Regions from separate parts of the Homo sapiens genome. Here regions 1, 2 and 3 are each linked to region 4. A link is a contact called in ENCODE Hi-C or POLR2A ChIA-PET data. All regions are on one chromosome and are shown on one strand. Each heading gives the region's core, a stretch centred on a gene start or an enhancer-like site at or near the end of the contact. The rest is flanking DNA. Distances are from core to core; before and after follow the strand shown.

Region 1 (6,403 bases), core at 1,945-4,444, 520 kb after region 4:
GACGGGGTTTCACCATGTTAGCCAGGCTGGTGTCGAACTCCTGACCTCAGGTGATCCGCCCCCAAAGTGCTGGGATTATAGGCGTGAGCCACCGTGCCGGCCCTTTCTTTTCTTTCTTTCTGTTTTTTTTTTGAGACGGAGTTTTGCTCTTGTTGCCCAGGCTGGAATGCGATGGCATGATCTCAGCTCACTGCAACCTCTGCCTCCCTGATTCAAGCGATTATCCTGCCTCAGCCTCCCGAGTAGTTGGGATTACAGGCCTGCACCACTATGTCCAGCTAATTTTGTATTTTTCGTAGAGACAGGGTTTCTCCATGTTGGTCAGGCTGATCTTGATCTCTTGACTTTGTGATCCACCTGCCTCGGCCTCCCAAAGTGCTGGGATTACAGGTGTGAGCCACTGCACCTGGCTTTTTTTTTTTTTTTTTTTTTTTGAGATGGAGTCTCGCTGTGTTGTCAGGCTGGAGTGCAGTGGCATGATCTCAGCTCACTGCAACCTCCGCCTCCTGGGTTCAAGCGATTTTCCTGCCTCAGCCTCCCGAGTAGCTGGGACTACAGGTACACGCCACCATGCCTAGCTAATTTTTTTTGTATTTTTAGTAGAGACAGGGTTTCACCATGTTGGCCAGGATGGTCTCGATCTCTTGACCTCGTGATCCACTCACCTTGGCCTCCCAAAATGCTGGGATTACAGTCATAAGCCACCACGCCTGGCCTTCTTTTTTCTTCTTTTTTTTAGATGGAGTCTTGCTCCAGTCACCCAGGCTGGAGTGCAATGGTGTGGTCTCAGGGCTCACTGCAACCTCCACCTCCTGGGTTCAAGCGATTCTCCTGCCTCAGCCTCCCAAGTAGCTGGAATGACAGGCACCCACCACCATGCCCAGCTAATTTTTGTATTTTTAGTAGAGACAGGGTTTCACCATGTTCGTCAGGCTGGCCTCGAACTCCTGACCTCAGGTGGTCTGCCCATTTCAGCCTCCCAAAGTGCTGGGATTACAGGCATGAGCCACCACGCCTGGCCCCTCTCTTATCTCTTTTCTTTTTCTTTCTCTCTCTCCTTCCTTCCTTCTATCTCTCTCTCTCTCTCTCTTCTTCCCTTTCTTGCTTTCTCTCTCTCTCTTTCACCCCCTTCTCCCTCTTTCTTTTCTTTTTTTTTTTTTTTTTTTGGAGTCTCGCTGTGTCACCCAGGCTGGAGTGCAATGGCGCGATCTCGGCTCACTTTAAGCTCCACCTCCCGGGTTCAAGTGATTTTCCTGCCTCAGCCTCCTGAGTCGCTCGGATTACAGGTGTGCACCACCATGCCCAGCTAATTTTTTGTATTTTTAGTAGAGATGGGGTTTCCCCATGTTGGCCAGGCTGGTCTCGAACTCCTGATCTCAGGTGATCCACCTGCCTGGGCCTCCCAAACTGCTAGGATTACAGGAGTGAGCCACCGTGCCGGGCCTTCGTGCCTGCCTGCCTGCCTGCCTGCCTTCCTTCCTTCCTTCCTCCCTCCCTCCCTTCTTTCTTTTCTTTCTCTCTCTCTCCCTCCCTCCACTTCCCTCCCTTCCTTCTTTCCTTCCTCTCTTTCTTTTCTTTTCTTTCTCTCTCTCTCTTTCTTCTTTCCTTCTTTCTTGATGGAGCCTTGCTCTGTCGCCCAGGCTGGAGTGCAGTGGTGCAGTCTCAGCTCACTGCAACCTCCACCTCCCAGGTTCAAGCCATTCTCCTGCCTCGTAGTAGCTGGGATTACAGGAGCCTGCCACCACATCCAGCTAATTTTTGTAGTTTTAGTAGAGACGGGGTTTCACCATTTTGGTCAGGCTAGTCTTGAACTCCTGACCTCAAGTGATCCACCCACCTCAGCCTCCCAAAGTGTTGGGATTACAGGCATGAGCCATCATGCCTGGCCCTTTCTTTCTTTCTTCTTTCTCATTTTTTTTTTTTTTTTTGAGACAGGATCTCACTCTGTTGCCCAGGCTGGAGTGCAGTGGTGTGATCATAGCTCACTGCAGCCTCAAACTCTGGGGCTCATGCAATCCTTCTGCCTCAGCTTTCTGAGTAGCTGGGACTATAAGGTGTGCACAACCACGTCCGGCTAATTAAAAAAAATTTTTGTAGAGACGGAGTCTTACTATGTTGTGCAGGCTGGTCTTGAACTGGGCTCAAATGATCCTCTCACCTTGGCCTCCCAAAGTGTTGGGATTACAGGCATGAGCCATGCACCCAACCAGAACCTGTCCTCTTTACTGCGAATTCTGGTGGCAGATATGCCAGTAGAACTGAGTTCTGTGATGACTTCCCAGCTTGGCAGGCTCCTTGTGCTTGGGGGTTCTGGACAGAATGTGAGGTGGTTGTGAGGGCAAATGATCTGGGAAGAGGGGTGAGACCACAGAGGAAGGATAGGCGCTGCCTAGTGGTTGGGGGGCCAGGCCTGAGGACTCAAGGCATTTTGAGAAAACAGAGCATCCTATTGTTTTGTTCTGGAGTCTGGAATCACACTACTGTCCTGACCCCATGGCACTGCACCCAATTCCCAGGACAATTGTAGATGCTGAATTAAGAGCAAGAAATAGTACATTTTGTCTCAAATAAGGAAGGTGAGAGAAACCCAGTTTCCTTCCCCAAAGAGGCTCCTCCGAGAACATAAACATCCAACCATGATGGCCCCAAATTGCAATCTGTCGCCCCAGTCCAAAAGTAAATGAAGAATTTTTTTCCAGCAGAGCAGAGCCTTACAGAGAGGTGAGCTCTGGGGGTGAGAAGGGCCCTAGTCATACTTTGAGGAGGGCCTGTCTCTCTCTGTCAAGAGCAGGGCACAGGGTTGGAGGTGGGGCGGGCGGGTGCAAGACCCTGAGCGAGCTGTTTCCCTCCAGACAGGGCCTCCCCCTCCAGGGTGCTATCCCGGCCTGGGTCGGGTCAAGGATCCAACCCCAGGACTGCCTTGAGGAAGGGGCCATGAGCATTTTCCCCAAAGGAATCTTGTTCTTGTGCCTAGAAGTTTTCCTTGAATTTCCAGAGAAAGCCAATTTGGTATCAAATTAATCTTGACACATTGGGCTGAAGGCCTGAGAAAGGCAGACATAAAAGGGTAGGAACAAGGGACAAAACTGTAACTGCAGCCAGGGAGGCAGGCAGGGCGGCCAGAGGAGAGGCAGGAATTTCATACGTACCAAGGACTTGAAGTCAGAGGCAGGAGAGCCCGGGCCTGCTGGGAAGGAAATGCAAGTTGAGGCAGGAGGTGCTCACCCCTCCCACCACAGGCCCAGCTCATCTCAGTGGACAAAGGGTGGACGGGAAGGTGTGTATCTGCTTTTTGTTTTGTTTTTTTTTTTTTGAGATGGAGTCTCGCTCTGTTGCCCAGGCTGGAGTGTGGTGGCATGATCTCAGCTCACTGCAACCTCCGCCTCCTGGGTTCAAGTGATTTTCCTGCCTCAGAAAGGCCTCCCGTCCCTGCTCACAGCGCCCCCTGTCCCGTCAGCTTCAGGATCTGGCCCTGGCCCCTTGCTCAGCCGCAAAGCCTGTGCCCTCCGGCCTCCACTGCCTCTCCAGCTTCAGCCCCTCTGCCCAGGGCCACCCTCCCTCCCCTGCCCTCTGTGGAGAGACAGCTCAGTCTCACTCTGAGGAGCCTGTTGCCTCTTGGGAGGGCCCCTGCCCCACCGCTCTCCCAGCCCAAACCCTCTGGGCAGCTCTATCCTCCCCAAAGAGTCTCTCACTTTAGTGTGCCTAACAATTGCCTGGGAGGTTATGAAAATAAAGGTGCCTGGTCCCCTCCTCTGGGTGGTCCTGTTCATGAGCTCCACAGGGGTTCTTCTTTATTTTTTGGGACAGGGTGTCTGTCACCCAGGCTGGAGTGCGGTGGCATGACCTCAGCTCACTGCAGCCTGGATCTCCTGGGCTCAAGCGATCCTCCCGCCTTGGCCTCCCAAAGTGCTGGGATTACAGTTGTGAGTCACTGTGCCCAGCCTCCACAGGGGCTCTTATACACACCCAGTATGAGATCTGCCCCGTTTGTTGGAAAGTTTGCCTGTGAACCAGGTATGAGCTAATTGGGGCCCTCAAACAGAAGTATGCAGGGACCATATGTTAATTGATTTCTCAATAACAGCCTGTTTCTGTTTCCAGTGCCCATTTCCCTGGGGTAAAGGAACTTAATTGTGAATTTAGGGGATCCCCACCTTCACCTGCAGGCTCTCCAGTGCTATCGTGGCAAGATGGTGTTGGTGATGATGGTGCTTCCTCATTGGGGAAAAGCTGGGGCAAGGGCCACTGCCTCTCATTGCTCTGGCCTTGATGTAGCCAGGCTCACATCTCAGGGAGAGACGTAGGGAGGCAACACACGTCCCATGCAAGTCTGAGAACGGGTCAGCCTGTGGCAGCGCTGGAGGACCCCAGCAGAAGGAAGAGTCGTGAAGGGGTCCACGCATTTTATCTAAAGCTGAAGGCCTCTCCCCAGATCTGCTGTTCTCCAGACTCCTCACCTCCTGCTGCTGGGCCTGTTCTTCAAAATCCTAAAGTCATCTTCACTCCTTTCTACCCTGATTCTAAAGTAGTAAGGAACTTTGTTACTTGTTTATTTATTTATTGCCCAGGCTGAAGTGCAGTGGTGTGATCACAGCTCACTGCAGCCTCGACCTCCCAGGTTCAAAATATCCTCCCCACTCAGCCTCCTGAGTAGCTGGAACCACAGGTCCTGCCACCATGTCCAGCTAATATTTTTAATTTTTTGTAGAGACAAGGTTCTTCCTGTGTTCCCCAGGCTGGTCTTGAGGGAGCTCCAGTGATCCTTCTGCATCAGCCTCCCAAAGTATTGTGAAGATAGGCGTGAGCCACTGCACCTGGCCCTAGGAACTTTAGAAACCGTCTTGCCCAGTCCCTTCATTTTACAGGTGAAGAAACTGTGCCTCGGAAGAAGGGTGACTTGCCTTGGGTTTACAGACAAACACAGGGTTAGATTCCAGGTCCTCACAGGTGTCAAGTCTTGGCCTTTTAACCCAAAGACTTCCTTCTTTCTCCACATATTTATGTGTCCACCTCCATTCTATGGCCACCACCTGCCTGAGCTGTCCTTGCTCTTACATGGATGACAGTGATCAATGCAAAACTGTGACACTTTGCTCATGGCATCCCAGGAATGCCTTCTCCTTCCCATCCCTCATCTCCTGCTCATTCTTCAAGTGACTCAAATGCCACCTCTTCCAAGAAGCACATACTGGCCCGATGTGACCTCTGCCCTTCCAGCTTCATTCAGCACTTGGAATCCACACAGCTCATGCCATGGTGTTACCACAGATAGGCTGCGTCCTTATGTTATTAACTTTTCAGTACTGAGATTAGAAATTCCGAAGAGCAGGGCTTGCCTTACATATCTTGGTTTCCCCACAGGGCCTGGCATGGAGGACTGTGTGATGAAATTGCAGTCACTGATTATGTGGTGGCTGCTTCTCAGCCCCTTGCTATGTGCTCTAAGCCCCAGGTGCAGAACCAGTCATCAGGATGTGGACTTTCGTTCTCCAGTTGCTGGACCGAAGGTAGGATTCCATTCAGTGCCAGACTCTGGGGCCCTTTTGTGGATCACTCTGTTTTTGTTTACGAGCAGCTCCAGGCAGAGCGTTTACAGGCTGCCTCGGCTCCCTGGCCAACTGGCTGTGTGGAGGGGGCCATGGACCATGCCAAGCGTCAGGGTTCTGTGGAGTTTAAATGAAAAGATGCACATAAAGCCCGTAACTGAACAGTGCCTGGCCCACCATAAGTCCCACACACATATTGGCTATTTGTATTACTATTTAATTTAGAGTTAGAAGATTTGAGCCTGGGCGCGGTGGCTCACGCGTGTAATCCCAGCAATTTGGGAGGCCAAGGCTGGCAAATCGCATGAGCTCACGAGTTCGAGATCAGCCTGACCAACATGGTGAAACTCTGTCTCCACTAAAAATACAAAAATTAGCCAGGCGTGGTGGCGGGCGCCTGTAATCCCAGCTACTTGGGAGGCTGAGGCAGGAGAATTGCTTGAACCTGGGAGGCGGAGGTTGCAGTGAGCTGAGATTGCGCCACCGCACTCCAGCCTGGATAACAGAGTGAGACTCGGTCTCAAAAAGAAAAAAAAATCAAGTTAGAAGATTTGGCATAAAAATACTGTTTGTCAACACAAGTTTGGGTGACTGTGCTCTTATCCCTCAGAGGAAGCCATTTCGAAGGCCTCAGGAGGAAGCTATGCAACAGTCCCAATTGTTCTCAAGCAGAGGAGAGCAGCACTTTGGTTTACCCAAGTGCTGGCCCAGGAGGCCCTCAGCCGCTTTGCATCCTGCCAGGGACCTGTCATCACCAGTCAACTCTGTTCCCCGGCTCGTGGACCCAGATTACTGGGGATCTGAACACCAGGAGGGGCTGGCTGATTGCTGAGAACAGGTGGGTCCTGAAGGCCAGG
Region 2 (6,422 bases), core at 2,895-5,394, 780 kb after region 4:
GCACTCCATGCTGGAGGAAAAGAATGACGCCAATGCCGGTTCCAGTGCCTAAAGGACCATGGCTAAAGGAGATAGTACCTGGGGAGCTGAGAGGGGGGTTGCAAATTGGAGTGGTGTGGATCCAGGTGAGGTTCATAGCTGGCCATTGTGTGAGGTGCCAAGGCTGCTTTGGTTTTAAAGCTAGATGTCCTAGCTGTGTCTGGTCCATCTTTTCCATAGGAGATGCAGGAGAGGAAGCAGCTGAATCACTGTGGTGGCTTGGAAAATGCTAGAGAGGGGAGAAATGAGAAAAAAAGAAATGTGGAGAAAGCATTCAGATGAGCTCCACCTGGTTACTTAAACCTTTGCATTCCTTGGGAACTCAGTTTGCAATGCAAACATACCTCGTTTTATGCAACAGATATGATCTTGCCAGGCCATGATTAAGTAAAAGTTTTGGTAACTAAATTATACTTTCATTTATTAAACAAATAAATGGCCTACTATGGACCACATACTATATTAGACACTGGATATCCAGAGATGAAGAAAAAACAAACAGTTCCATAGGTTCTCACTATTTATAAAATAATCCCTTTTAGAATTTCTTTGAAGTCTATTTTTAATTGGAATCATCATTTCCCAAATTCTGTATTTAAATTCGAATATTCTATCTTGAGTTCTTTAAGAAGTGTAAATTAATATTCAGGCAAGATCCTCCTACTGTTTTTTTAAAATTTTATATTTGAGACAGGGTCTCACTCTGTCAACGAGGCTGGCACAATCATGGCTTACTGCAGCCTCGACCTCCCAAGCTCAAGAGATCCTCCCACCTCAGCCTCCCACCCAGCCTCAGCTGGGACTACAGGTGCACGCCACCATGCCCACCTACTTTTTGTATTTTTTGTAGATAGCAGCCTTCACCATGTTGCCCAGGCTGGTCTCAAACTCCTGGGCTCAAGCAATCCTCCTGCTTTGGCCTCCCAAAGTGCTAAGATTACAGTGAGCCACTGTGCCTGGCCTACTTATTTTTTAATAGATTAGTCACAGCAATAATAACCATGGCTGATTGAAAATTAGGACTGGTGATTATCTACAGGAGACTCTCCTTCTCCGTCATTTGAATGCCCTCTACATACCCTATTATTTGAGGACAGAAAATAGGTCACTTTTTTTTTTTTTTAGATGGAGTTTCGCTCTTGTCTCCCAGGCTGGAGTGCAATGGCACGATCTCGGCTCACCGCAACCTCTGCCTCCCGGGTTCGAGCAATTCTCCTGCCTCAGCCTCCCGAGTAGCTGAGACTACAGGCGTGCGCCACCATGCCTGGCAAATTTTTGTATTTTTAGTAAAGACGGGGTTTCACCATCTTGGCCAGGCTGGTCTCGAACTCCTGACCTCATGATCCACCCGCCTTGGCCTCTCAAAGTGCTGGGATTACAGGTGTGAGCCACCGCTCCCGGCTGAAAATAGGTCACTTCTATACCAGGTCTAAGAATCTATCAACACTGCTGCTATTGGTGCCCCCCTCCCCTACTTCCAGTGAGGTACCTCTTATGACCAGTCCTTGAAACCCAGTGTAGACTCAAAAACTGTCAAAGGGTTTGGCACAAGGATACGTGGGCAGAAATGAAAAGAAGGAGAAGGGAAGGGTTTGGGGGCAGTAGGGAAAAAAGAGTTTGCAGAGAGAAGCTGAGGTGTATTCCCGCATGAATCATTTGGCCAGGTAAAAAGCCTTTTGTATCTACGCAGAAAGCAGATAAGCTGTGGCATGAGGGATAGGATTAAACTTCATGGAGTTCCTCCCAGTGATTCAAACAAAACAACAACAACAACAACAACAACAAAACATGTAGGAATCAAGACAATGCAGAAAGTTTAGGAATTTCCTTCCCTGAAAAGAAACTTGAAGAAAAGACTCAAAAGAAAATGGCAAAAGGGGCCATTTCTGCATGCACATTTCATTTTCTTGGCTATTTTCCCACCTCTTCCTCGTGTTCTTAAGTTCTTACCTTGGTCAGCTGATGCTTGCCACCACCCAATGATGACTTCTGGGCAGCTATTTGTGGAAACCAAGTCTTTAACATCCCTTCTACCTGTAGCAAGGTTCCTAGGTAACGTTCCCTGTGAAAATGACGTTGCTTTAAAAAACCAGCAACAGGATTGGAGAAATCTCCTTTTTATGAAGACCCAAGCAAAGAACCAGCGGGACTTACCCCATCTGTGGCTTCTGCAAAACACCTACAATACGCTGGATCCTGTCCATTGCCACACTCTGCTGAAAACTGCTTAATCCTGGGGACAGGGACAGAGAGAGATTAAGGATTGAGATTCAAGCATGTAGTCAGGTAAAGGAAGAACAGAAGGGGGTTAAAATTGATTGATCTAAAAAAATTAAGTCGGGCCAGGCAAGGTGGCTTACGCCTGTAATCCCAGCACTTTGGGAGGCTGAGGTGGGTGGATCACCTGAGGTCAGGAGTTTGAGACCAGCCTGGCCAACATAGCGAAACCCCATCTCTACTAAAAATAACAAAAATTAGCTGGGCATGGTGGTGGGCGCCTGTAATCCCAGCGACTGGGGAGGCTGAGGCAGGAGAATCGCTTGAACCCAGGAGGTGGAAGTTGCAGTGAGCCGAGATCGCGCCATTGCACTCCAGCCTGGGCAACAAGAGCAAAACTCCGTCTCAAAATAATAATAATAATAATAATAATAATAAAGTCATAGTAGCAAAAAAGGAGTAATATAGGCCCCAAACAAGAACTTCAGAGAAATACACGTCAAAAGAGGGAAAGAGAAAGAGAAATGAACCTAGCCCAAATGAATGCAACAATAAGATTACCTCTCTCAAAACGACCCATCTTCAGCCCATTGAGTAGGTCTGTGAGAGGAGGTATAAATCCTTGGAGTTCTTTACACTGTAGGAAAATAGGACAAAGGCTGTAAGAAGACAAAAAACTGCCCACACCAGCAGTGGCTCTTCCTTCACCTCCAAATCTGGGAGTCAATACTGTCCTCACAGGGTCCTTATCAACCAGCTGGGTGCTAAGGCACTCCAGGAGAATCTCCTTTCACCTGCTTTCTCTTACCTTCTGGGCAAACAGCAGGTCTCCCTCTGTGGTACAACCTTGGGTGTTTAGACTGGTCTCCAGTTCACCATCTCTTGATCTTTTCGCCCCAGATCCTGCCATAGGAGAAGCCGAACCCCGCTGTTTCGGATGAGATGGTGTATGCTGGTTACCGGAAACCTTCGATCGATGCCTGCAGCGGATAGGACCCGGGCTGGGCCGTGAACCTCCCCTCTGCCCAACAGTGTCTGGCCTGGGCCCATGGGCCCCCTTGTCCTCCCTCTCACTATCAGAGGGGAAGCCAAAGTCACTGTTCACTGGGGAGGTGGGAAAAGACGAAGAGAGAGAGTAGGAGGAATAGGAAGAAACGCTAGATGGAGAATCCATAGGTCCAGAAGCAGGGGCTATAGAACAGCTCCTGGAGTACCCAAAGATCGGAACCTGCAACTGAAGAGCAAAGCGAGGGAGTTTGAAACCAGAGTTTAAGGATTAGGAAATGAACTGGGAGATTGGGGTGTACTGCGTGGGATAATACTTGTTCTCCCCCTCCCCAATATTACCGGTCTCAAACACAATAGAAAAAGACATTTCTACCCCCACCCCCGCCCATTAAGAGCTTGGGATTCCCTCTCTGGCCGCCGCAGAGCAGCTCTCGGTCTGACGCGGCCTCCGTTCTTTTCTTCCCTCAGTTCAGAGTAAATACCGACTTGAAAGACACCTTCCCCTCCGCCCGTTGTTCGCCAGGGCTATTCGCCAGCCTGAGTCCGCAGCAAGCCTCTCCACCTGAGGCCATGCCACCCACAAGCAGTCAATCTGGGCACGCGAACCCACCTGGTGATCCTACGGGAACCGCCCCCATAGAGACTGGCCTCCTGCCCTCTCCCAATCTTTCAAGATCAGGATCCCTGCGCCGGTCTCTCTGGGCTCGCACCTGCCACGTGATGCAAACCCTCCCAATACCAAGATCTGCATTCAGCCCCCAAATCCACTCCCAAATACTCCCTAACAGCTCGCTTTGTCCTCCGAATCTCCTTACCTGTTGTCAGCCGGCTCAGCCCTGGCTCGGTTTCCAGCTCCTTCGCCGTCTCTCCGGGTCTATCTACCCACCTCCGCCTCTCTCAGTGGGCCCCGCCCCTTCCCCCCCCTCCCAGACACGTGCGGCCCGGCACGTGCCTCCCCCTGCTTACACAGATCTCGCGCCCTCATTGGTTGTGTCGCCGGTAACACGTGACTCTAGTTACTGAAGTCCATAGCCCATTTGCTACAGTACAAAGGGGCTCAGCCAGTAGAGAGGCAGCCAGGTGATGATTGGCTGTAAGGGAAGCATTCCGTGCTCCTCCCCTACATGCGGCTGCTGGAGAGGACCCGGTGATGAGAAAAGGAGGAGGATGGAAAAAGAGTGGAAAAGAAGGGAGGGGAGGAAAAGGGCGGAGCCCGTGGCCTTAAATAGGATGGTGATGCGCCAGAGATGCGCGGTTTGAGTGTTCAGAGATTGGTTGTGCTACTGAAGGCGGCGGACGTGGGACCCCCGGTTCCGTCTCGGGAAGTAACTCATCTGCCCCCTCTTTGAACACCTCCGCTCACGAGCGCAGCACGTGGAAACCGTCAGTGATTTGTGTCTGCAACGTGTGTGAGAGAATGGAGGTGTGTGACACGGTATATTCTCCTGCTCTCGGCGGCCCAGCCCTCGTGACTCTCCGGTCTCTGTTTCACCTCCCCCACCCCTTTCTCCTCCAAGTTGGGTGCCTCCTGCCCTGCTGGGTGAGGAGGGTGGGGATTGCAACCGAGAACACCGCGTCCTTTCTGGCTCCCGCTGGGGCGGCTCCTCCATCCCTTTTCTTACATAACCTACCACGCACGTTACCAGCTCAGATGCCAGCCCGCCACGACGCTAGAGGTCAAAACGAAACTCAGTTTTTCCTGACTTTTTTATCCAGGCTTCTCGGGCCCGGCGTCCTAAATTATCTGATTCCAAGCACGGGGAACAGAATGGGGTAGGTCCCTGATCTCCTAGGTTATGGTTTTGTCCAGCTTCAGTCCCTTCATTTGTCCGCTGGAGAAGATTCGAAAGACTTTGAAGGAGGGGAGGGAGGCAAGTCCAGAGTTTAGAGAGTCTCAGAAGTAACTGGGACGTTACTATTGTCGTTGCGCCTTGCATTTTGAGAGTACAATGGAGAGGAGAGCAGGGCCCAAGGACTGTGAGCTGGTTGAAGATAGGACGTCGGAGAGACCGCAAGGGGGCAGCCCAATTCTAATTAGGGTCCCGAGGATAGCGAATTAAAAAAAAATTTAAGTGAGTTTGTCCCTGCCATAATTACCAACTGCAAAAGGCACATTGTTGGACAGAGGTGTGGGTAGGGGTGGGTAGGTGTGAATATTTTAAGTCTATTCTAAGTAGTTTTTGATATTTTACCTTATGTTTTAACAATGTGCTTATTCTTATAAAAAGAAAAAAAGATTCTAAAACCTCAACCTCGTTTCCCCAAGCACACTGTTTCAACACCATACTTAATAAAATAAAACAAGAGAATTACCAATATGGACTGTGAATAAACCTGTTGTCTGTGGGTGCCCTTCTCCAGTCTTCTCCAAACTGCAGGTTTATTCAGTCCATAATGCCCTCTAATTCAATTGTCACCCACCTCCCCTTCCAATCTACGCTTGCTGCCTCTAAATCCTGGCGCTCTCTTTAGTTGTGACTTTAGAACAGACTCATGAAGGAGTAGATGGTAACCAGATTATTTCACTTATTATTTATTTTATCTTCCAATTTCCTCTTGCCAGACTCCCATCCAAAGAGTCATAGCAGCCTTCTTCCACCTAAAAAAGCAGAGAAAGAAAGAAAATAAAAGGAGTCAGGAGACCCGAGAAACCCCTTCATGCCCCCCACACTCTATGGAAACTCCCCAGATATTCTGAGCTGGGATTGCTCTGTGATAGCTCCTGGGAAAGATGTGTGTGTACCCCTCTCCTCCACAGTCCTTTCACCTCCTGCTGAATCTCTCTATGATCAATGGTTATTTAGCATCCCAATTTAAAAATTCTTTTCCTATAATACGGCTTTCTCTTCCCTTCTCTCCCACCGCCCTGCCATACATCAGAGAACCGCCATCCGTTCTGCCTCTGAACTTTGCCTCTTGACTCTACCAGGTTGTAAGACCCACCCACTTTGCCCTCTGGCATTCGCCATGACTTGAAACGTGGCCAGGCTGGAACTAGCTTTGATTGTTCAGACATTTTGGAAGCTTGGAGAAGTATTCCCCCAACCCCATCATCTATCTGCTCTAGGAGATCCTGAAGTCCTCTTAGTTCAGAAAAAGTAATGACTCATCACAAAAGTCTGCCTCAGCATCTCCTAAACTTCTTTAAGACTGAATAA
Region 3 (6,169 bases), core at 2,582-5,081, 550 kb before region 4:
ACAAAGAAACTGAAGCTCTTACTTGTGTCCAAGTTTGTATGCCCTTAAATTTCAAAGTTACTCTGTTCTTTCACACCACTGTCAGTTGTCCAAACAACTGAAAAATACGAAAATTGTTACAAAAACAATTTGTAAACACAATAGAAGAATCTAAAATAGGGAAAAGTCTTAAATAGCAATTATCAAGGTCCATACATTCACCTATGACTTGATACAAACTATATCCACACAATGATAATCCACCTATCCCTAATTCTGACCCCACCTGGCTCTTCAGCAACATGCAAAGCTTTCCTGGGACAACAGAGGTAAACTTTAAGAACTTGGAGGACAGACAAAAGCTCTAAGGAGTATTGCCTAAAAAATGCTTTAGGAAAATTAGCATCAACCTAACCAAGATCGAGACAAGTAGCGGGCACAGATATCCCTCAAGAACCACATCTATTTGGTTGCTGATTTCCCCTCTCACTTGAAACCCTAAAGAGAAGGCGCAGACTATCGAAGAAAGGAAGAAAAAAAAAAAGAAAAGAGAAAGACACTGTATAGTTGGGGTCTCACAGAATGTACCACTAGCTTGGCTTTGGGCTGTAATTATCATTACTTCCCCTATAGTACCAAAGAAGGTTCAGAGAATTTGGAAATCAAAATACAGATAGTTGGAAGAGTGAGAAACCAATGCCAGGAAGATTTCTGATTATCACAACCTTCCAGAGAGGTCTTCTAGGCAGAGTATTCTTTTCCCCTGCCCACTAAAAGTGACAAAGTTCTCTACTTACCACAAAGGATGTGCCAAAAAGTAATGTTTTTTCTCTAGAAGGCAAAGATTTCCCAGCTTCCTAGTCTGGAACCTGAGCCTAAGGCAAGTCCTTCTACCTTTCCTAGGGGATTATCTGAGGTCTCCTTTACAGTTTATACCTAGGCTCTTGGGCAGAAGCCACAATAAAGGCAAGAAGCCACTAACTATGTATGTTGGGATGTGTGCGTGTATCTGCAAAGATAGATCATATTAACTATAGTCTCCTACAGAATTATTCTTTTTGGTTTAGTTCCTTTAGATCCTGTGAAGAGTAAATAATGTAGAACTTCATCATAAATTTATAATTATAAATGCTTTAGTTTTAAATTTAAAAATAAGAAGCTGAGTCCAAAATTAACTTCCAAAGGGAAAGGAAAGTGACAATTCTGAGACCTTCTATTGGAAGAAAACATCAGCCACAAATTTTGAGTTATCTAGAAAGAAAATAATTAGGTGCCCAAGTATAAGAAATCTGAAAGTCATTATTGTAATCCCAGCACTTTGGGAGGCCGAGGCGGGCGGATCACCTGAGGTCAGGAGTTTCAGACCAGCCTGGCCAACATGGTGAAACCCGTCTCTACTAAAAATACAAAATTAGCTGGTCATGATGACACATGCCTGTAATCCCAGCTACTCAGGAGGCTGAGGCAGGAGAATCGCTTGAACCCGGGAGGCGGAGGTTGCAGTGAGCCGAGATCGCGCCACTGCACTCCAGCCTGGGTGACGATCAAAACTCCATCTCAAGGAAAAAAAAAGAATATATTGTCAGACAATACTAGGAATACTAGGAAACAGTATGTAGGACATTAATGAAACAAGAAAGCATCTATTTACAGAAAGGACAGAGGAAAGGTATACTGTCTCCAAACACTGGCCTAGGTGAGCAACTATTTCTTTTTTTTTTTTTCAATCAACTCTCCCAGGTTAAAACCAACCATTTCTTGAGGTGGAAGAGGTGAGGAAACAGAATGAGTGGACACCATGGAGTTAAGAATGTCAAGGATAAGGGTAGATGGCACGAGATGAGTAAGAAGGAATGGATTTCTCTATAAGGCAGATTTTCAAAAAACTATCCCTTTTGCAAACCTACTGTTTTACAAGAGGCAACAGAAGGTTGCGGAAATTACAATTAAAATTTATAAAAAATGAGAACGATTTCAAGTGGGCAAATCGAAATATGGAGGGAGAGAGTAAAAGTGTAAAAAAGGAATGCACAACATAGATTCAGTAAGCAGAAACACAGCACTGAAGACTGCTGAGGAGAACGGAGACAACGCGAGCACACACCACCTGCAAGTCAACCGGCAATCACTATCCGAATTTCAATACGAAGTACAAAAAGGCAAATGTAACACCTAGATTAGGGTAATGGAGGCGGTGTGCACAGAGATTGCAAGACAAGGCAGCATCCCGCAAGAGCATGGAGGGATGTGGTGGGGGAGGCGTATGAAGGGGGAGGGACTGCAGCAGGGGAGAGAGGGTGGGCTGCAGCAGCAGAAGGCGCCTTAAAAAACAGAAGAAAGGAAAAGCAGCCTAGGGGAGGGAAAGACTAGGACAAAGTCAAGTGTGGGATCACAGGAGGATAGAGTAGAAGAGGCAGCAGAGACGGGCATGCCCTAAAAAAGCAAAGCGGTCAAAGACCCAAAAAGGGCTTGAAGTAGTTTTGAAGGAGGAGGAGTTACAAGGGGTCTACCATAAACCTGACTAGGAGGAGGCATGAGTATAGAGCAGGAGTGAAGGCAGGAGGCCAGGGAAGGGATGCTCTCAGAGGGGTGTGCTGATGGAGACGCTAGATTCCAAATTAGGGTGTGATACGGGGCCAACCGAGAAGAGAAACTACGGTGTCAAATCCCACGCCCCCCACCCCAAAGGCATGCAAGGGTCAGAAAGCAAGGTAAACTCTTGGAGTAGAAATACAAAAAGGAGGGGAGGAAAGGGGCACACGGTGGGATGGAAAAATTTAGGGGCAGCGTAACCATGAGGAGAGGGTAACTAAGGAAAGAAAAAGGAGACGAGCGGGGAGGGATGGTGTTTCCGGAGGAAAAGTAGGAGCAGACCAGAGGTCCTGCCTACTTGGTCTGGAGGGCAGAAGGGGCAGTCCACGGGGGCGGAGGGGAGTGGTGGAGAACGAAACTGCGATGCTGAAGATGAGAACTTGGGGGGGACACGGTACTGGCTGGATCAGAAAACGAAACGCCGTCAGTAAGGAGCAGATGAGGTTCCTTCTGAGCAAGACGAGGGGGAGTGAGGAGCAGAATGCAGCACGCCAAACGGGAAGGCAAAGGGGCGGAGAAGAGCCCAGAGTAATCGGGGCACAGGGAGGAGCACTGGGGGCGCAAGGGCATCAGCTGGAGACGACGGGGTGGGAGACCGGCGTCGCAGAAGCCCCGGGGCGGGTGGTGGGAGGGCAGCCCACAAGGAGGGGCCCGGCTGCGGAGGCCTGAGGGGCGGGGGTCCGGAGGCCGGCTCGGAGCTCGGGGGAGGTGCGGCCTGGGGGTGACAAGGGTAGCGAGGAGTGCAGGGGCAGGAGGGGCGCGGGGAGGATGGGGCGGCGGGTAGCCCCGATACTCACACCTCCAGGATGCGGTCCCCCTTGCGCACCCCGGCCCGATCGGCCGCCCCCCCGGGCAGCACGGCGCTCACATGCTGCAGCGGCGCGTACAGCTCCCCGTTGATGCTCCGCAGTTGCCCGCCCTCGCTCACTTGGCCCCGCACGTTGAAGCCGTAGCCGGACTCGGACTTGACGATGCGCACGACCCGCGGGCCGCCGCCTCCCCCGCCGCCGTTCCCGGCGCAGTGGAGCCCAGACCCCCCGCCGCCGCCGCCACCTCCGTTCCTGTGAGGGGCTGAGGGATGAATCCCTTCCCCGTCCTCGTCCGCCATCTTGCGAGCAGGCGAGCCGTACCCCCGCCCCCTACGCCTCCAAGGCCTCCCGGCGCGTGCTCGCCCTGCCTGGCAGCCGGACGACCCCCGACGCGCGCGCCCGATCCGCCGGCCGCGGGACCGACTCGGCCACCGAGCTGCTGGCGCGGGGTGAAGAGGAGGCAGGGGGCGGGCGAAAAGCGGACAATCGGGCACCGTGGGGCCTCCTGGGAGATGTAGTTTATGGGTGGCGGGGGCGGGGAGCGGTCTGGGCCTGGGCCTGAGCCGAGGTTATAAGACGCAGTTCGGAAGCAAGGCCTGCCGGGAGTTGTAGTTTATCTTTCATGCTGGGTTAGGAGTTTGATCTGCTGGGTGGGGAGAGTATAACCCAGCACCCAGCGTGGTAAAATGATTCAGTTCTTGATGCGGACCAAGTTTTTCGCCCCCCCCCCTTTCATTTCATAACCTCTAAAAAACAATAATGTTAGAATAACTTAACGTTTGTGATTCAACACAGTCTTAAATTATATCAACTCATTTTTTGGCACAGTAACTTATATGTTGACCAGGGCCCAACAACCTGTGAGGCAACCGGATCACGATTAGCTTCCCTATTTTACGTTATTAGGAAACAACCTTAGAGTGCTCAAAGTCATCCAGCTACTAAGTATCAGGAACTAAGGCCCAGTTATTGTGCAACTTTCTTGTCCTGTATTGCAACTACAGTCATGTGCCACATAAGGACATTTTGGTCTACAATGGACTGCAAACACGAGGGAGGCCCCCTAAGATGATAATGGAGCTGAAAAATGTCTATCACCTAGTGGCACAGTAGCCACCATAAGGTCATAGCACAAGCATTACTCACATGTTTGGAGTGATGCTGGTGTTAACAAACCTGCACTGCCAGTCATGTGAAAGTATAGCACATATGATTATGTACAGTACATAATACTTGATAATGGTAAGAACTATGTTACTAGTTTATGAATTCACTGTAGTTTTTATCACTATTTTAGAGTGTACTCCTTCTACTTTTTTTTTTAAGTTAACTGTAAAGCAGCCTCAGGCAGGTCCTTCAGAAGGTATTCTAGGTATTCTAAGTATTGTGATTTTTTTCCACGTATTCCAAGTATTGTGTTTTTTTGTTTTGTTTTGTTTTTTTGTTTTTTTTTTTTTTAAGATGGAGTTTCGCTCTTATCGCCCAGGCTGGAATGCAATGGCACGATATCGGCTCACCGCAACCTCTGCCTCCCAGGTTCAAGTGATTCTCCTGCCTCAGCCTCCCAAATCCCTTGCGATTAAACGCATGCGCCACCATGCCTGGCTAATTTTTTGGTATTTTTAGTAGAGACAGGGTTTCACCATGTTGGCCAAGCTGGTCTCGAACTCCTGACCTCAGGTGATCCAACCACCTCAGCCTCCCAAAGTGCTGGGATTACAGGTGTGAGCCACTGTGCCTGGCCCCAGTTATTGTTACCATCAGATGACAGCTCTGTGCATGTTATTACCCATGAAGACCTTCCAGTGAGACAAGAGATGGAGGTGGAAGACAGTGAAATTGATGATCCAGATCTGGTGTAGGCATAGGCTATGTTTGTGTTTAAGTCTTAGTTTTTAACCAAAAAAAAAAGTTTAAAACATAAAATTAAAAATTGCCTTAAATAGAAAAAAAGCTTATGGAATAAAGATATAAAGAAAGAAAATATTTTGTACATCTGTACAATGTGTTTGTGTTTTAAGCTAACTGTTATTACAAAAGAGTCCCCCCAAATTTTTAAAGGCTGGGTGTGGTGGCTCATGCCTGTAATACCAGCACTTTGGGAGACCGAGGTGGGAGGATTCCTTGAGCCCAGGAGTTCAAGACCAAACTGGGCAACATAGTGAGACCCCATCTCAACAAAAAATAAAAAATTAGCTGGTGGCTGAGCGAGACTATATCTAAAAAAAAAAAAAAAGCAGCTGGGCATGATGGCACATACCTGTAGTCCCAGCTACTTAGGAGGTTTAGGTGGGAGGATCGCTTCAGCCTAGGAGGTCAAGGCTGCAGAGAGCTGAGATCACACCACTGTACTCCAGCCTGACCATCAGAGTGAGATCCTGTCTCCAAAAAACAAAGATGAGATCTCACAAAATATGGGATGAGGACTCAAAGTCATTATAATTAGAACATAAAAATTAATATGACCTTATTTTACAACCAAGCTAATGAAGAAGGATCTTGACTAGTTACACAATAAAGTTGATATAAGAGTTTTGCTCCAAAATAATAGTGGCATTTGGATTGAATATGAATAATTTGGTTTGAACTGAGCACTGGATGGGGAAAGCAAGGCATCAGAGAAAGGAAAAAGAAGGGAGCCTCCCCTAAAAGAGTTATTTTTTCATTGGTTTATTAGATAAAAATATACTGAATGCCTACTCTGAATTAGATAAAAATATACTGAATGTCCCCGAAAGGCAACAGGACATGGTCAAACTTACAAATACACATATTCCTCAAACTGAAGG
Region 4 (6,605 bases), core at 2,172-4,671:
AAGCTGCTTAGAAGGAGGGTGATGCCGGGATTGCAGCAGGGTCGGGGAGCATGTTGGAAAGGTGAGGTCATCATCCTATGATACTCAACTCTGATAATCTCCATAGTACTTTGCAGAGACGTGTGCAGAAAGAGAGCTACAAAAAATGGTTGTATCCATTAACCAACCACCCACTGCTTAAATCTGGGACTATAGAGATTCTAAGAAGCATACCTAGGAGTCAATACTGTTATGGACTTGTGGCTACAGGGATTCTTACTGTTACCAGTTATTTTCACAGCTAGCTGGGTTCTTTTCTCTATCCTACCTGACAAGTCTTCTCCAGAATGAGCTTAGTATAATGCAGGCCACATTATAGGCTCTTTAAAAAATAGAATCATGGGGCCAGGCGCGGTGGCACACGCCTGTAATCTCAGCACTTTGGGAGGCCGAGGCAGGTGGATCACAAGGTCAGGAATTCGAGACCAGCCTGGCCAAGATAGTGAAACCCCGTCTTTACTAAAAATACAAAAATTAGCCAGGTGTGGTGGCAGGCGCCTATAATCCCAGCTACTCGGGAGGCTGAGGCAGGAGAATCGCTTGAACTGGGGAGGTGGAGGTTGCAGTGAGCCAAGATTGCACCACTGCACTCCAGCCTGGGCAACAGAGCGAGACTCCATCTTAAAAAAAAAAAAAAAATAGAATCATGGGGGGAAAAAATCATAGAATTTTAAAACTAGAAGACATCTTAGAAATTAATGACTTGGGAAGACTTCCAGCCAGTTTGTATAGAATCCAGATCTCATAATTCCCAATCTGATCCCTTTTTGTGTTGTACATGGATAGTTGCCAACAGCTTTATATAACCCTATACCAGTATTCCCAAAACTTAAAAGAATTTTTAGTTGCTGAAGAATAGATTTTCCGTGGTTTAGGTGATTGTTCCTGTAATTGTGATCTGAATGGGGAAAAGCAAAGGGCAGTAGAGCAAGCTAGAATCTGAGAAAAAAAAAAAAGCTCTTCGACAAACTGACTCCTTTTCTTACAACCAGAGTATGTATAAAAAACTGCTCAAACAGTCCCTGAGTGTTTGGTAGAGCTATCTTGCAATTTAAAAAGCTAAAGCAAATTTTATGAAATATTAACTCAAAAGGCCTAAAATCTCTATGTCATTGACCCAGAGACATGTACACAGGGTACCAAATACATTCAAGAAAGACATGCATGCAAACATACGTGGCATTAAAATCAAGTCAAGAACATAAAGTAATACTACACAGAAAATTGAAGTTAAAATGCTATTCACTAATGTAAGTAGTAATGACATTTTTGATTTAATATAGTATGGATTTAATTATCAAATACTCCAAATTTCGCAAAAGATCCTTTTTTGGCTAGCTTCCCCTTCCCCTCCACAAATGCTCTCCAGCCCTACTTCATCTATCTTTACATCTTTCATTATCTTAAATGGTATCATTTACTTAAAGGGTTTTGACAGTGCCTTGTACCACAATATATGTTCAATAAATGCTTCCCACTATCCTTCACTTTAAATTATCCGGGTATTTTAGGCAAAGGCAATATCTAATTATCACTCTGTTCTTAGAGATACATGATTAGCAAATGTATAGATTAGAAAGATACACTCTCGGAGCCACACAGACACGCCCAAATATCCTTTGTCCAGACCCTTTGTGGGCATCCAAGGCCTACTCAACAGGGCCTTGCTGTGTCATGCTGCCACCATGGGGAAGGGGGAAGGACAAGGTGGTGGTGGTGGTAGAGGGGAGCAGAACCTCTCTGACATCTCATAATGTGTGCCTCAGTCAGAGCTTGGATTTTCCTACTAGCATTCCTCCACCAATTCCACTGAGCTGCAAATCATTCTTTTCCAGAATCTGTCCCCATACCTAGCTCCTGTGGGCTATACTGATTTCACTATGGAATCAGGCAGTTCTCCAACACAGAGGCCCCCACCTTTCCTACCCTAGGCTGCCTCTTTCTTTGGAGCAAAGATTCGAGGTGGAATGAAAGAGATTATCCAAAGAAAGGTCAGGATTACACCCAACATTATCCCATATAACCCCCTCCCAAACTCCCTCCTACAGAGAAACATAGAACACTACAGAAAAAAATTGCAAGTATAGGGAAGTAGAGGACAGAGAGATACAGTAGGACTAAAAATTAAACAGCTGGTAAAACAAATTATGGTTTGAAAAGGAAGATAAGTAGACTGAAGATATTAAATACACAGGACAATAAATTACAGAAAAGGATACTTGAAATGAGGTAGGTGCTGAGAAATAACTACAAGTAAATTGTTAGAGATTAATGGTCTGTATAAGGTAACAAGGCATGGATGCTGTGAAGAAATAACTACCCATTGTTCATAGCGCCCCCTTCTCTCCTCTTCAGCTGTCCCCCACCTCATGTGGGGTCTTTCAATCTAACCATAAGCAGCCGCTCTTCTATCTTTGCAGCCCCCTGCCCCCTCCCTCAGTTTGGTTTACCTGTTATCAATCAATTACTGGCGTGTTCCAAAGATGGAGGGAGTGCCTCGGGAGCTCCGGGGTCTGCGCCGGGCTGGAGAAATACAAAGCTGTTGGGGCTTTGACGGCTTTGTCTTCTCACTCCTTTTCCCTCTTCAGTGACTGAGTCTGTCAGTTCACTCTCCCCCTGCAATGCAGCCCCTCCTAAGAAGGGCGGAAGGATTCCCCGCCCCCTCCTGCCTGACTCGGCTAATTCAAATGATAGGTTCCAGAACACTTGAGGGAAGGAGAGACGATGAAAGCATCTCCCTAGGCTCATTGGTCTGCGCTATTATTCCCGATCTCTTCCAGCACCCCCGTGCTGACTGGGGGCCCAATGAATGAGCAGTTAATTGCCCTCTAATTTTAGGTCCTCTAATTTATGGATTTGAAATCTTAACTCTAGACTACAATGGAAAGGAGGAGTATTCCTTTCTTCCACAATTTAAGGACTTTAGGTTACAAAGTATTTTTAAGAATCAGAGTATTTTTCCACCCCTTCTCCCAATCCCTGCTCCTCCAGACTCGCCTCTCTACCCTCACAATGGGTAAATAAACCTAGTCCTATTCCATTTTGGGTAGAGCACAATAAATTTGGGGTGGGGGGCGTGCTTCTGCGAATCTCTGAACTTGGTTAGGTCTGGGGGTTTGGGGGGCTCCGCTTCGTTTTGCCCCGAAATGCCTGGCGAGTAAAGGGAACGTGAGATTCCGGGGGCCCCAGCTTGGGTGCCAGGGCCTCATCTAGGTGTCCGCATTCTCCAGTTCTCCCCGCAGGGGCGGCGGCCTTGAGGGGCTGCAGAGGCACCCTCCCACGTCCCGCGCAGTGCAGTGCCTCCGCAGTCCAGAGGGGAGCAGTGCGCCGGGCTCCGAGCCGGACGGGTTTCGTAATCGCGTCGCCGCCGCTTCCGCCCTCAGCCGGCCCCACCTCTGCCGGCTCGTACTCGGCTCCCCCACCTCGCCGCAGAGCTAGCCCGGGAAGCCCACACTGGCGGCCACGGAGCAGAGTCCCTCACCCCCACCAGCTGTAGCTGAACGTCTGGATGGTGGAGAAGAGCAGGTGAGGCCGTGCAGTTGGTCCCCTGGCCCGCCTGCCGCGCCGGCCGGGCCAGGCGGAGACACACCGGATGCGGGGTGTGGGGGAGGCGGGTGTCCTGGGCTGCAGAGATGCTGGGGTGGTGGGAAAGGGGTGCGCGCCCGGGGTGGCCGTAGTCATCCACGCTCCTGGGGTGCGCAGGCTGAGGCCGCTGAAGAGTAGAAGGAAAAGAAGGAACTGGAATGTTGGGGGAGGTGGGAGGGAGAGGGTCCGAAAGATTCCCAGAGAGGTCCCAGTCCGGTTAAGGGTTGAGAACAGCAGAGAACTTCTAGGTAGAGTTGTGTAGTGGGGGGAGACAGATACGGAATCTGTGTGATTGAATATATTTGGGGAGGGGAGGCTTAGGGCCTAGCCCTCTTTCCTCTTAAGCCCCCAGAAGACCTTTCCTGGGGAAGGGAAGGTTGGTGTTGGGCCTGTCACTTGGCTGAAATATGGAGTCCACACCGCTTCTCCAGAGTCCCTCAGCAGCCCTCCATGTCTCGGGGTCTCCACACAGGGACCAGCTGCTGCCCCGGGCTTCTAGCCAGAATTGCCCATGCCATTCTCTCGATTCTTTCTTTCTCTCCAGCTGCTTCATGTGAGGGCTTGTCAGGCCGCGGGTTGGAGGCCTTAGGGCCAGAGGCGGTGGGACCGGGAGAACCGGTTTGGGGCCCGAACAGGACCAGAGAACTAGCCTGTACATCCTTCCTCCCTGGCACCTCTTTCCCATCCCTTCTGCTCACCTCCCAACAGCTCTGAGACCCTCAAGTCCTAGTATGATCTTGGTGGGGGCGGGGGGTGGCTTTCCCGGTTCCATATTTCACTCTTGCCATTTGGAACTCAGAGAGGTCGAGTTCTGAGCACCACTTGGCTCTCAGGACGTGGCCTTATGAGGTCTAATCCTCATCCCTCCTGTTGTTTTCTCAGCCCCTTCCCTATTCACTGTGGGGTTGGATTCGGGTGGCTCTTCCGCCTGGGCTGACCAGCTCAGGACTTCATTTTTCCTCAACCCACTCTCTTCTGGCTGCTTTAAAGAAGAGTGGCCGCCAGTGGCTCTTACTTCCTTTTCTGGCTTTGTTCCCATCCCCCACTGCCCTGCGCTACCATCACATTCACCCTGACCTGTCTTCTTCACACTCTGACCCCACCCTCAAGTTTCAGAGACCCTAATGTCCTAGGGAATGGAATTTCCTGGTCACTTCTCGTCATCATTGGTCATTTCATGCCAAGTCCCACACACACGCTTTCCCTCCACCCAGCTCTGGTCAGGTCCCTGGAAAAGAAACAGAAATGGCCTTGTTCTCTCCACTGCCCCTTTCCCTCTCTCCTTCTCCTCCCCCTCTCTTCTCTTCCCTCCCAGCACTATCCACCTCTGTCCCTCAGCTTTGAGCAGAGTGGGGGATGTTGAGGGAGAGTCCAGTCACAGTACAGCCTGCCTGCTGGTGTTGGGGGTTTCCTCTAATTCTTCATTTTTCCCCAACCCTTACCACCTGCCACCACCACCATCAGGACAAACCCTATGACTGACTCACTGACGTCCCACTGACCACAGCTCCCCTCTCTGGACAGCGTGTTTTAGCTTCCGCTCCTTCTGGTTACTCCTCCCTTCCAGTGGTGAGAAGAGAAGAGAAAGCCCAGCCTCCTGGGTTCTCCCCTCCCCTAGAAGCTACATTTGAGTGTTTGTGTGATCTCATCTCAAGGCTGTTAAAAAAAAAAAAAACCTCTGTGTGTGTGTGTGTGTGTGTGTGTGTGTGTGTGTGTGTGTGTTTTGTATTTGAGACAGGGTCTTGTCCTGTCACCCAGGCTGGAGTGCAGGGGTGCAAACATGGCTCACTGTAGCCGCAACTCTTGGGCTCAAGTGATCCTCCTGCCTCAGCCTCCCCAGTAGCTGGGATGACAGGCACATGCTACCACACCCTGCTATCTCGTTTTTTTGTGTGTGTTTTTTTTGAGGCGGAGTTTCGCTCTTGTTGCCCAGGCTGGAGTGCAGTGGCGATCTCGGCTCACTGCAATCTCCGGTTCAAGCGATTCTCCTGCCTCAGCCTCCCAAGTAGCTGGGATTACAGGCATCCGCCACCACGCCCAGCTAATCTTTTGTATTTTTAGCAGAGATGGGGTTTCACCATGTTGGCCAGGCTGGTCTGGAACTCCTGACCTCAGGTGATCCGCCCACCTTGGCCTCCCAAAGTGCTGGGATTACAGGCGTGAGCCACCACGCCCGGCCTATCTCTTGTTTTTAAATCAGTCTAGGGTGCCAAAGCATCAGGGTTCCCGGCCTGCAAGAAAGGGAGATTCCTGTTCATGTTAAAGTGTCATATTTATGAAACTGCCCTTTTTGGAATCTTTGAGGTTGTCTGTACTATAGGACTGGGGAAATGCAAGTGAGTCTAAGAAGAAACCCAGATGTGTCCTACCCTGGCTGGCAGTAGTGAGAAGGGAGGAAGTTCTTCCTTGGACACTAGTACTATTGGAAAGTTCCTTATGTCTGGTTCACTGATGAAGCTTGAGGATAGAATTGGTGAGGAGGGAGGGGAGAACAGGTCACAGCTGGAGGGGAGCCTGGGCCCTATAGGGTGTGAGGCAGAGCAGAGTGGCAGATAGGACATGTGGACGGTGGGGAAAATATTCCTCATGGGACAGAAGATACCTGGCACATGTACCCACAACCTGTACACAGATGATCTGTACTGGACACACGTGGAGATATGGCCATGCCACGCATGTGCAAACAGAGGTGTACACACAGGAGTGCAGTGATACAGGACACAGATAAACAGAATGTACACAGCCTTCAGGAAGGATCTCAAGGTCAGGTAATAAAGGAACTGCTGCTGACTGGCTTCTGGGAGGGATTGGATTTCACTGGAGGGAAATCAGGAGGAATAGGGCAGCAAACAGAGAGGGAAGAAATTCCTTATTGTAGAAAGTCTTTCCTGAGGGCCAACCTGCCAGTTAGTCTCCTAGGACCTCAGTGGTCCAGGGCTCTCCTGTTCTTAAAGAAACTCTAGGCGTTCAGGGCAAGGTAA

The links. A loop is a pair of places that touch in the nucleus more often than their neighbours do. ChIA-PET counts read pairs that join two places held with the same protein, here RNA polymerase II (POLR2A). Pooled maps may share reads with other maps.
Region 1: POLR2A ChIA-PET joins it to region 4 with 17 read pairs in BJ. The contact joins the enhancer-like site here to the promoter of CDC42SE1 in region 4. POLR2A ChIA-PET finds 5 or more read pairs at or near these places in 5 of 52 experiments (BJ, GM12878, OCI-LY7 and 2 more).
Region 2: a pooled map shows a loop between it and region 4 (4-fold over the local background). The contact joins the promoter of CIART here to the promoter of CDC42SE1 in region 4. A Hi-C loop is called at or near these places in 5 of 50 pooled maps. POLR2A ChIA-PET finds 5 or more read pairs at or near these places in 3 of 52 experiments (WTC11, activated B cell and activated T-cell).
Region 3: a loop to region 4 is called in a pooled map, with 3 times the contacts of the local background. The contact joins the promoter of SNX27 here to the promoter of CDC42SE1 in region 4. A Hi-C loop is called at or near these places in 3 of 50 pooled maps. POLR2A ChIA-PET finds 5 or more read pairs at or near these places in 2 of 52 experiments (CD4-positive, alpha-beta T cell and WTC11).

Annotation. Positions count from the first base shown.
Region 1 is chr1:150,534,927-150,541,329 of GRCh38, reverse strand. FALEC (focally amplified lncRNA regulator of ECM1) reads right to left here. Exons shown (of 6, transcript NR_186305.1): 6 at 4,542-5,663. Among named protein-coding and RNA genes, the nearest start is that of ADAMTSL4, 11 kb to the left of the region's middle. RefSeq lists an enhancer at 4,795-5,994. Within about 2 kb of position 3,194, at least 4 of the 41 ENCODE cell types and tissues checked have a DNase peak (open chromatin) inside an H3K27ac peak, as active enhancers do.
Region 2 is chr1:150,280,276-150,286,697 of GRCh38, reverse strand. It overlaps CIART (circadian associated repressor of transcription), which reads right to left and starts at 4,144. Exons shown (of 5, transcript NM_144697.4): 1 at 3,065-4,144; 2 at 2,818-2,893; 3 at 2,194-2,272; 4 at 1,990-2,101; 5 at 1-268. The coding sequence starts at 3,430. It overlaps LOC124904414, which reads left to right and starts at 4,516. Exons shown (of 2, transcript XM_047438213.1): 1 at 4,516-5,037. The coding sequence starts at 4,682. C1orf54 (chromosome 1 open reading frame 54) reads right to left here. Exons shown (of 6, transcript NM_024579.4): 6 at 5,782-5,863. RefSeq lists enhancers at 3,462-4,403, 4,760-4,839, 3,878-5,078, 5,160-5,269, 6,106-6,400.
Region 3 is chr1:151,609,712-151,615,880 of GRCh38, reverse strand. It overlaps SNX27 (sorting nexin 27), which reads right to left and starts at 3,831. Exons shown (of 12, transcript NM_001330723.2): 1 at 3,369-3,831. The coding sequence starts at 3,679. LOC124904420 (a long non-coding RNA gene) reads left to right here and starts at 2,513. Exons shown (of 2, transcript XR_007066622.1): 1 at 2,513-2,690; 2 at 3,482-5,364. RefSeq lists a silencer at 3,476-3,915 and an enhancer at 3,956-4,055.
Region 4 is chr1:151,056,438-151,063,042 of GRCh38, reverse strand. It overlaps CDC42SE1 (CDC42 small effector 1), which reads left to right and starts at 3,421. Exons shown (of 5, transcript NM_020239.4): 1 at 3,421-3,564. It overlaps MLLT11 (MLLT11 transcription factor 7 cofactor), which reads right to left and starts at 2,646. Exons shown (of 2, transcript NM_006818.4): 1 at 2,490-2,646. RefSeq lists an enhancer at 2,509-3,100 and silencers at 4,964-5,013, 5,024-5,083.